2 separate regions of the Mus musculus genome follow, and region 1 is linked to region 2. Evidence: chromatin loops called from intact Hi-C (ENCODE). Cell type or tissue: heart. All regions are shown on one strand. Links, peaks and the distances in the headings refer to the core of each region. The heading gives the core; the rest is flanking DNA.

What was found. Peaks named below come from ENCODE experiments on the same cell type or tissue, not always from the same donor. Only the 100,000 strongest peaks of a DNase experiment are listed, where the experiment ranks them.
Region 1: it touches region 2 in a loop (5-fold over the local background); 8 of 42 quality-filtered maps call a loop at or near these places.

The regions. Positions count from the first base shown.
Region 1 is chr9:72,189,442-72,194,814 of GRCm38, forward strand. No RefSeq gene overlaps it. Among named protein-coding and RNA genes, the nearest start is that of Gm27188, 61 kb to the right of the region's middle. In heart, for the core only: a CTCF peak has its summit at 2,836 (motif pointing left); DNase peaks (open chromatin) are centred at 520 and 2,870.
Region 2 is chr9:72,130,480-72,135,852 of GRCm38, forward strand. No RefSeq gene overlaps it. Among named protein-coding and RNA genes, the nearest start is that of Tcf12, 21 kb to the left of the region's middle. In heart, for the core only: no CTCF peak of the experiment used is centred there; a DNase peak (open chromatin) is centred at 2,722; H3K4me3 peaks cover 1,889 bases; H3K27ac peaks cover 2,201 bases.

The DNA of each region.
Region 1 (5,373 bases), core at 295-5,294, 59 kb after region 2:
CCACCCCCTTTATTCTAAACCCTTTTTTCCTGTCCTTTGCATTCAACTGTTCATTCTGAAGTTATTTTTATTGCATTCTTACCAGCATTTCAATGCAGAGCTTCCAGTCTGCTACACTCAAACAAGCTATGGGAATTAACTGACTGATCTTTAAAAAAATTGTCGGCGACACCTGAGTCTATCTTTCCACCTCAGCCCTTTCACTTTTGTCTGGGTACCTAGGTTTCCTGCTGGTTGACAGGTAGATTTTCTATCCTGATAACTTAATTTGAAGCTCTGATGTTCTGATCTCTTCTAGAAACCTCTTCCCCCAGGTGGAGGCAGACTAGACCCTTCCCACACACATACTCCTGGACCTCACAGTCTCTCATGCTCAGAGTCCAGGGAGGAAATCTGATGCTATTCCCAGTGCTGAAGGTCCTGGCCATGCTGTTCCAGTTTTCTGCAATGATGTGACGACTCAGCCTTCCCAGCTGGGCACACCCCTGGCTGGGGTGAAAACATATGCAGCTGGGAGGCCTGGGCACGCTCAGACCTTCCAGGAGTTGGCTTTCCAATACATCCTAGGGCCTTGCTTCCTGCCACTTCTATTTGGCTGGACAGCTTGCTCTAGCCACGGACATTCCCTGAGCGGCTGTCTGAATTAACATCTGAGCTTGGCCAGCGCTAGTGCAGCTGTGGGCTCTGGCATTGCTGTTCGTGAGTAAATTCCTTTGTAAGCCCTACAGAGCTGCCTTGATTTCTCCTTTGGGTGTGATTATCTGAGAGCAAGGCCAGCTCCATAGGTATGAAACTGCAGCCGCCCTAGGCCCCACAGGCAGAGGCTCCTCTTCTTGGATGCTGCTCTGTTGAAATCTCAAACACCTCAGAGATAAAATCGTGGTTTAACCCAGGCCTAGGAACACAACTAGCCTCCTGTAAGGAGGGACGGAGAGCAACATTGGCCCTTGAGAAAGTAGGTGAAGCTTACTAAGCTGGCCTCTTGGGAGTCCAGAGCAAAGAGCATCGTGAGTAATTGTTTCAGGATATATATTCAGATGGAGAACCATGTCCTGTAGAATTTATTCTTCCAGGAAGTTTCTCACACATCTAGATAGAGGGTTTTTTTAGAACTTCCAGAGAGCATAGCTATCCTTTAAAGGGGCTGTCATGTTAATGATCTACCTTTTTCCTGACTATAGGACTACTTAAAGTTTGAGCTGTAGCTTATGTGACTTCAGAACGTGGATTTTTATATTTTAATTGAATTCGTTTATCTTATTTTTGCTTTTGAAGGTTTTATTTTAATTGTGTTTGTGTCTGGGCTGGGGGAGGTATATGCATGTGAGTGTCATTGCTCATAGGTGTCAAAAGAGGGCGTCTGATTCTCCTGGAGCTAAGTTACAGGCAGTTGTGAGCCATCTGACGTGGGTGCTGGGAACTGTCCTCTGCAAGAGCAGCAAGCAGTCTTAACTCCAGCCCCCAGTGTGTTTTAGATGTACATATCACCTTGGAGCTAGACTTTACCTTGATGGACAGAGTAGCTCTGCACAGTCAGGTTCTGACCCTCTCCTTTGCTTACATTTTGCTTTGGTTTCACAGTAAGACTTAGATAGTGTCTGGAAGGATTTCTTAAGTTCAAAGTTATTAATGACTAATATGGAGGGTACAATTCTTGGTGTCTTTTCTTAAGTATAGAAAAGGCCCTTTCTGCCCATGAAAGCTAGAGCCTATGAGGAGATGGGTGGACAGATGAACTGCCCCACCCGATTCCAAGAGGAAGGAAAAAGGAAGGCAAAGCAGACACAAGAAGGCCAGAGGCCGGATTCTTGGCAATGAGTGGAGGTGAGGAGGCGGCAGTGGGAGGCAAGCTGACAGATAAGCATGAGCCATCGTCACCACGGAGCTCACATGACTGGGGATTGCACAGGTAGTCCAGCGAGTCCCGCGTTCTGACAGACCCAGTGGTTTTGAGAGCACAGAGGTACATCAGGGGGCTCCAGATATTATCAGCCAGAACATTCAGATGACCAGGACCATGAATTTCAGAGGTAATTTCCTCATATGTCTAGACAGGGAAAATAACACTGCAGTGACCACCAATTCAGAAAGTAGAAAACCTTGCCCCTGGATCATTGACCAGTGAGGTTCTAGGTAATGCTACCTCACAGCCATGTCCCTTCCCAATGTATTCCAGGCCCCGTACACACAGAAGCTAGCTTGGAAGAGAACGAAGGGATGGAGAGAAAATATAAACTAACAGAATTCACTTAAAGAGGTCATGTGAGTCACTCCATTGAACTAAGTTTAACTGAATTGAATAAACTTCAGGCTTCCTTTCCCAGCTCCCCATAGATGAGCAGTGGTGTTCGGGAAACGTAAAGACTTCTCTGGGTGTCTGACTGAACCCAGGAATGTAGTGACCCCACTACCAGCATGTCAGGCTTCTTGCCAAGCCTAGTATGTCCAGGTTTTGTCTGCATTGGGCTGACTCAGCTGAGGAAGATACCTACTCAACTGAGTCTAGGTACCAGCTACACCAGCATTGTGACAGAACTGGCCACTTGATCCCATAGATGGCTTCTCTTTGTGGATACTCAAAACCCAGCAAGAAAGGACATTTTTAAGCACACCTGGAAGGGACTTTTCTTTTGTCTGGATGAGGAAAAGGTTTTGAGATCAATAGGCAAGGAGTTATTTGGCAGGCTAAGGTCTCATTCCCTCATGCTTAATGAATCATATCCGGAATCAAGTAGGCAAGACACACTTGGACAAAATCCTAATATAGATATGAATCTAGGTCTAGCATCCTATCGGACTCTTGCTTGTACAATCCTCTGTGGGCTACACCACCACCTGCAGGCCAGCCCTAAAAAGTACATGTCCAAGAAAATGGCGGTGTTCCTGGACTAAGTTGCCCAGCCAAAATAGCTGCATTGTGCTTTGTTTATGCTTTGTTCAGTCCTGGGGTCAGGATCCTCATGGCTCATTTCCATATGGCTCAACTCCTAGAGTTTAGTAGACAATTCTTCACACATTTCTTCTCTTTGGCTGGCTCAGTAGAATGGAGGTTTTCTTGGTTCTCAGGTGCAAATGCAGCCTTCTAACCAGCCTTGTGTAATTCCTGCAGTCTTCCGTAATCTATGCGACACAGTCACTGTTTCCAGCCACTGAGATGAGAGCATTTTGTGCCAGACAGACCTGATGATTTTGCCCATGGGTTTCCTTCTCTAGGAAACTGCCTTTTGGAAATATTTAATTCCCTACCCCCTTGAGAGTAAGATCATTTGTCAGGAGGCTGGTGTGGTTAATTAGATGCAGGAATTCAAACCAATCACCTTCCCCCTTCCCCCTTCCCGAAGCACTTTGGATTTAACATTTCCTACGCAATCAGATGCAGCAGAATCCTGAGCGGAGGCTCAGGCACCACTTTTGGCAACCATCTGCTTGGAATTTCTTTTCTTTTTTTTTTTTTTAAAAGATTTATTTATTTATTATATGTAAGTACACTGTAGCTGTCTTCAGACACTCCAGAAGAGGGAGTCAGATCTTGTTACAGATGGTTGTGAGCCACCATGTGGTTGCTGGGATTTGAACTCTGGACCTTAGGAAGAGCAGTCGGGTGCTCTTACCCACTGAGCCATCTCACCAGCCCCTGCTTGGAATTTCAAGGAAGCTATTCCATCCTGTCCTGGTCTCCACCAAGAGGGCTTTGGGCCAGGCAGGATCTCCCATACCTGGGCTTGTATGCCATATAGGTGTAAGCACACAAGCTGAGCTACAGGATAAATAAAGCCAGTCATTGCTGTGGAGGAAACTGGGACAGATAAGTTTAGGGGAGAAAAATCAAACTCTATTTTGAAAATGTTTGATTTGAAATGCTTATTAGTTATCTGATGAAAACATTAAGTAGAAAGATTTGCTAAGTCTACAGCTTGGGGCGAAATGTCAGGACTGGAGAACATAGATCTGGGAGTTATTGACAAAGAGATAGAAGTTAAAGCCATGGGATAAGACCTCCTACAAAGCGAGCATGTATATCTAAAGAACAGGAGTTTACATGCCTCAAAAATTGGGATAAAAGAAAGGAGGCAGCAGACTTCTATGAAACCAATGAGGCATGGCAAAGCTGAACCCAGGAGAGACCACCAAGAGGCCTGTAAGAGCGGGAGCCACCAGAGCAGCTGCAGGGGGTAGATGGAGAAGAGCCCAGATCCTAGGGAGAACATATTTAAGGTGAAATAAAATGGGTGGATAACAAGACAGGTCAGTATAGACAGTAGATGATGGGTGGATAAAAGAGACAGAGATGCTGGATAAGCAATAGGAAGACAGCTGATTAAATGCATGACTTGGAAGGGAACTGTAGAGACGCTGGAGAGAATGAGACTGGGAAAGGCTTTCCATAGTGAGAGGGGATCCAGGACATAAGTGGCAAAGTCCAAGAGGCCTGGGTGGAAAGGGAATTTTAGTAAATGTGATGACGGGAAACATTCCAGTTGTCTTCTGGTCGCTTCTGCTTCAGTTATAAAAGGAGTGATGGCTTTGTTTTTGCCAGTTTCTGTGAGCCTTGGACTGAAACCTTTTCCTAGTTAGAACATCCTTCACTTTATCCTGAAGCTGAGCTAGAAGTCGTCAAGGCTTCTGGATCCCCAGCCGTACTACATCCAGTTCTGGTCCTTCTCTTAGGAAGGTCAACTGGATGGGGAGATGTGGCATGTCCCAACCCTGGCTGAGAGCCCACCCAAGCTGCATACACTGCAGAATACAGCCAGTGGAAGAACCGGCAGGTTAGCGTGTCCACCCACAGGCTGGGGCTGCTGGCACCCATTTTTAAAAAGCCACAAAACCATCTTAGTGCTGTTTAGTTTCTGCCTTGGTGATAATGTCTTACTTGCTTCTCAGTTGGGCTTCCAGTTTGCCCTCACATTTGATCCCCTCTCCCTGCCTCCTTCCCTCCCTCCCTCCCTCCCTCCCTCCTTCCCTCCCTCCCTCCCTCCCTCCCTCCCTCCCTCCCTCCCTCCCTCCCTCTGTATCTCTCTTTTCCCTTCCTGTTCCATCTTTGCACTCCCAACCCCATCTCTTTCTCCTCACAGATCTGACAAGGCTTTGGCACTAACAAGCAATACTCTAGCTCCCCCAAGGATGCTACCCCTTGACCTTTTCAGCTCCAGCCACAGACTGGTTCCAGGCTTCCACTACCATGTCCCTTTCTAGGAAGGCAGGTCCTCATGCAAATGTGAAAACAAAGTAAAAAGATAACTAATGGGGGGGCTGGCGAGATGGCTCAGTGGTTAAGAGCAGTGACTGCTCTTCCAAAGGTCCCAAGTTCAAATCCCAGCAACCACATGGTGGCTCACAACCATCCGTAACGAAATCTGATGCCCTCTTCTG
Region 2 (5,373 bases), core at 239-5,238:
TCCTTTTACAGAGTTCAAACATCAAATATCCTGCATACCAGATATTTACATTACAATTCATAACACTAGCAAAATTACAGTTACAAAGCAGCAACAAAAAAAATGTATGGTTGGGGGTCACCACAACAGGAGGAATCTATAAAGGGTTGCAGCATTAGGAAAGTTGAGAACCACTTAGGTTAGGCAGTCTCGGGTATTTCACTGTAGGATCAGAAGCCAATAAGATTCCTCTTCCTATCTAAGCAAATTTAAGTTATATTTCCATCATTTATAACATCCAAATGAGTTAAATGCTAGGTTACGTAAGGGTAGATGCATAGACACATACAAAGAAGTAAATGAACAGGAAGGTACTTGGTGGGCACATCTAACCTACTGAGGAGACAGGCTGAAGAGTGGGTCAAAGACAGAAAGAACCCCGACTGGAGGACAAGCTTGAAAGTCAGTCACCAGAGTTTAAATTTAATGCAAGAGAAAATATACCCATAAAGCTATCTGGGCATGAAGAGATGTGCTAAAAGTGAGCAATTATTCTGGCAAGTTACATTGGAACAGAGAGAAAAGGGAGTCGGAGAGACCATAAAAAGACGGTTGAACTGATCCTGGCTGGCAATGTTCAAGGTCTTAGGCAAAAAGCATGAAGTGGAGATACACGAAGGAATTTGATATGAGGTACTTCTGGTGATACACTAAAGGTCCTAACAACAGGCCAGGTAAAATAAGGAAGAAGAAATAGTGCGTTGACAATGACAAACATTTTAGTGTGGGTGGCATAGATCGAGCTGGTATTATTGAGAAAGGAGTTATATAAATTTTACAAAGACAGCAAGATTAGTTTTTGACCTGTTGCAATCACGGAGAAGGTAGGATATGTTAGAATGGTGATGAACTAAAGTTGAGGTAAACAACCACAACAGCTAGGCATGGGGGCACACACCTTAATCCCGGTGCTCAGGAGGCAGGAGCAGGGGGGTCTCTGTGAGTTCAAGGCCAGCCTGATATGCAGAGTTTCAGACCAGCCAAGGCAATCCTAGTGTCTGATGGAGAAGGAGAGAGATTGGAAACTCAGAGCATAAAACTCTCCAAAAGTTTCACATTAAAAGCAGGGGTCGGGGTAGGGAGTACTCGTTGCTTTTGCAGAGGACCTAGGTTCAGCTTCCAGGACCTATATAGTGACTCAATCAACTATCTATAACTCGAGTTTGAGGGGCTTCAACACTCTCTTCTGACCTCTGCATGTACATATATACATTGCCTTCAGGCAAAATACTTTTTTTTTTTTTTTTGGTTTTTCGAGACAGGGTTTCTCTGTGTAGCCCTGGCTGTCCTGGAACTCACTCTGTAGACCAGGCTGGCCTAGAACTCAGAAATCTGCCAGCCTCTGCCTCCCAAGTGCTGGAATTAAAGGTGTGCACCACCACTGCCCGGCTCAGGCAAAACACTTATATACATAAAAATTTTCAAAATCTAAAAGCAACCTGAGGCCCTTAATACCATTGATCTCTATGGCCCTGAGCCTCTACCCTCATTTCCAACTGTAGGTGCTCAGAGCAGCGATCATGTCGGCCTCCTCACTACTTGCTAAGTGTTCACTCGACTTTTCCGGGCTTCAGAGCCTTTGGATTTGTCCTTCCTCAATCCGGGAAGTTACCTGTCTAGGTATGTTTTGCTTGTCTAATTTCTTTCATTCAGACCTGCTGTAAGCACACTTCCTCAGAAATCTCTCTCTAAATCAACTCGTCTAAGCTAACACTGCACATGTCTTCTACCTGTAGCCTCCTTTGCCCTGCAGTATTGTTTGTTTCATAGCACTTAACATCACACGACACTCAACGGTGTGTCTGTCTCATCGCCTGTAACAAAGTCCAAGAGCCCAGAGCGTTTGGGCTTATTCACTGTTATGTCCCTGGTAAGCAGAATAGAGCCTGGTACATGAGAAATTCCTCTATAAAAGCCTAGTGAGTTGTGTGAGATGTAGTAAAGGGAATTAAAAGAAAAAGAAAAAGAAAAAAAAAACCCATATACCACAAAAGAGCTGCAAAGTTAGTCATTTACAAGTTCTGGAACTTTCCTACCATTTCAGGAGGGGAGAAGCAGAAAACAATAAACCCTCTTTAAGGCTCCCACTTGTGATCCATCTTCTCAGGGGAAAGGGAACTTTGGGGGAGTCTGTCACCAAAGGAAAGACTTGAGGTACTTTCCTACTGTGTTCCCTGTGACATTCGTGAAGGAGAGGAATTCTCCACTTGCATACTGGATGAAAGAAAGGCTCTTCTTCCACCTCAGCTGCACATCAGAGCTTGGAGGGAAACCCTGGGGGATGCTGACAGACTTCAGCTTTCCCAAACGTTTCTTTGGGCGGGTGTCATCAGCCAGGTGTGCTCCACAGACTAGGTGGAGCCTGGGAAAGGCGTGAGGACGTCGCACTCGGGGGCCCCTGGGGCAAGCGTGCTTGCCCTTCCCCGCGGCCGCCGGCTTTCCGCCGCAGCCTGCCCCGGCCAGGTCGCCGGGGCGCGGGAGAGCCCAGCGGCGTCTGCACCCTTCCCTCCCCCGCCGCGCCCTCCTCCGCCCACGCGCTGCAGCCTCAGCTGCGGCTTTCCGCCGTTCCCGGCAGCGCTGAGCCCGGAATCCAATTACTTTTCCCTGAGGAGCTTCGTACACCCGCCAGGCCCCAGAGGGAGGAGCGGGGGGTCGAGCGGCCGCCCACTTCCCGCCGCCCGAGGCCGAGGCCGGGCTGCTCGGGCGGGGCGAGCGCGGTCTCGGAGGGGCGCGCGGAGCAGCAGCCGTCGGGACTATTTGTCCTTCCGCGTGCGGCCCAGCTGGGCCCCGGCGCGAGGCTCCAGGCGCTGTGGCCCGGGCGCCAGCGTCCCCAAGGATGAGTGGCAGGAGATTAGCCCCGGGGCTTCCCCGCGCGGGCGCGGCTCGAGGCCCGCGCGCACGCGCACTCCGGGGTCCGAGCACGGAGGTCGCCTTGTGTCCAGTGGCCTTTTCCTGGGCGCAGCGCTCCTGGGCCCCAGGATTCAGCTCTGTAAAGTGAAAGTGAAGTGGAGCAAGATGGCCAAGGGTAGGAGGTTTGCACGTGCTCTCCACCACACTTGTACATCCCGAGACTGTACAGGGACGCTACAGGGGTGAATCTATGAAGAGGAAGGAAAAGAGGACTTCCTTCCTGGTTCTTCAGGGGCTGGGTGGAGAACCCATTGATCCCCTTGAGGGTTCTTGCTCACTTGGTTTAAGCTGTAGACAGAAAGCCTAATAGAGCCTATTCTAGCTACAGCCTAGGGCGGAGGTCCTCAACTTCCTCCTGCATACCCTGTCAGATTATGAGTCCACGACTGACAAACACATTTGAAAAAGAAAATGCCTTATTTTCTCCTTTTGATTCTGTTTCTCTTGAGACTGTGGCTGACCCTTAGGCCCTTGATGTTCTTGAATATGATTGACACACGTGATTAGGCTAGTGAGAGAGAAGCAGAGAAATTGCTATCAAAACAATTATATGCAGAGACATCAGAACAAAAGCCCAAGAGCCCCGAGGACTAAAAGACCATCCTGGCTCTGCCATAGATGCCCTCTGGGATGGTGGCCAAGTCAGATCATCTCTTTGTGTCTTGCTTCTTGGCAAGTTAAATAAAACTATCCTGCTACTCTCCCTGTCTCAAGGAGTGTTATAAAAATAAACTAAAAGAACCAACTGAAAATATAGAAGGTTTAGTTTTTAGGGGGTGTGGGAAAATGATACCGTTGAAAGGCACTAAAGGGAAAATTCTATGAGAGAAAGCCACTTGACCATCTGCCTATCGTCTCATCTTCTCCGTTCAATCTAATGTACACATAGAAACTATAGGTAGAGTTATCTAGTAAGTACTGTGTGGTTTTTATAAGAATTATAATAAAGGAGGGAATAAGGGGAGGGGGATTTCAGAGGGAGACCAGGAAGAGGGATAACATTTGAAATGTAAATAAAGAAAATATCTAATAATAAAATATATATATAATCTAGTCAACGCTAATTGTACTCTCAGACCCTCTCCCATGCCTATGTCCTAGCCATTTCCACATGCTCTGACTACAATATTTCTGCTTCAGTGCTACGGAGCACCATTAGGTACAAAACAGTGCTGTGGGTGGGCTCCCCACTTGAGGCTAAGCTGTGACAGAGGTTTTCAGACATGTTTGCCTATGTAACCTATGATAGGCAAGGCTCCAGAAACCTGTGTACTGGCTAAGTGAAGAACCTTCTGGAACAGACGAGGTCCCAGGGAAGAGAAAGCCAACTACCCTGAGCTTGAGCTGAGGTTAAAGACTCTGGGGGAAGGGAGAGGGGCTTTCTGCCTTTTATGTCTGACTGAATCTAGTAGGGTAGGAAAGAAGATAAAGGATATGAGGGAGAGTGAAGTCTCCCTTTCGGGTGTTTTAAACCTAAGCATTCACATTTGTAAAACAAGTTTTAGCTTCTGCATTAGTAGAAAAGATCAGGCTAGCAACAACATGGCCAGCAACAGAAAAAGTCCTGCCTGGAGGGTGCTTTTTGAAAAGTGAGGATTTTATCATCTTCTGAGACATTCCGTGGTAGCCCGGGAACGGATAGGAATAATTCACAGACATTTTCTGGGTCCTCAAAAAACTTCTTTCTGCAGTCCCCTTCTTCAAATGACTTCAAATCCCTCACTGCAAAGTCTTGGCATCAAATTTGAAGCAAATGTGTTTCTCTTCCTCACCGGAGGAAAGCTCGTTCTACAGACTTCTAACAGAACTGGGACCTATTGGGCAGTATTATTTGACCTACCATCCTCAACTGATTATTTGTAAGAAGAACACCACCTGTAATCTAGTTATTATGTGTCAGGTGTGATGGTGCATGCCTTTAATCCCTGCACTCAGAACACACTGAATTTGCGTTCTACAGAGCAAGTTCTGGGCCAGCCAGGGCCACTCAGAGAAACCCTGTCTCAAAACAAAACAATCTACCCACCATGCTGCTCAGAGAAAGCACATGCAAGGGTGTAATTCAAAGAGCATCAAACTTTGCCAGGAAATAAAAAAAAAAACAAAGTGGCCAAGGCAAAGTGACTGTGGCTTAGGTGGCCATAGAAGTCTTCCTCTTTTCTTTCTCATGCCTCAGAATATTTTTTTGTGTCTTCTCAATGGACTCTAAATGGCCCTGCCCTCTCCCAGATTCCTCCTTTACTGTCTCAGTGGACAGGTAACTCAAAGCTGTTTCAAGATCTGGCCCTGGGTCTATCTTCTTGACTTTGCTTTAGCTCGCCCTGCCCCCAATGCGTTTTCTAACCTACCCTCTTCCACTTGCTCCCCCATTTACTAGACTCACTGAAGCCCCTGTCACAGTTCTCCAAGAGCCAACCTGAGAGA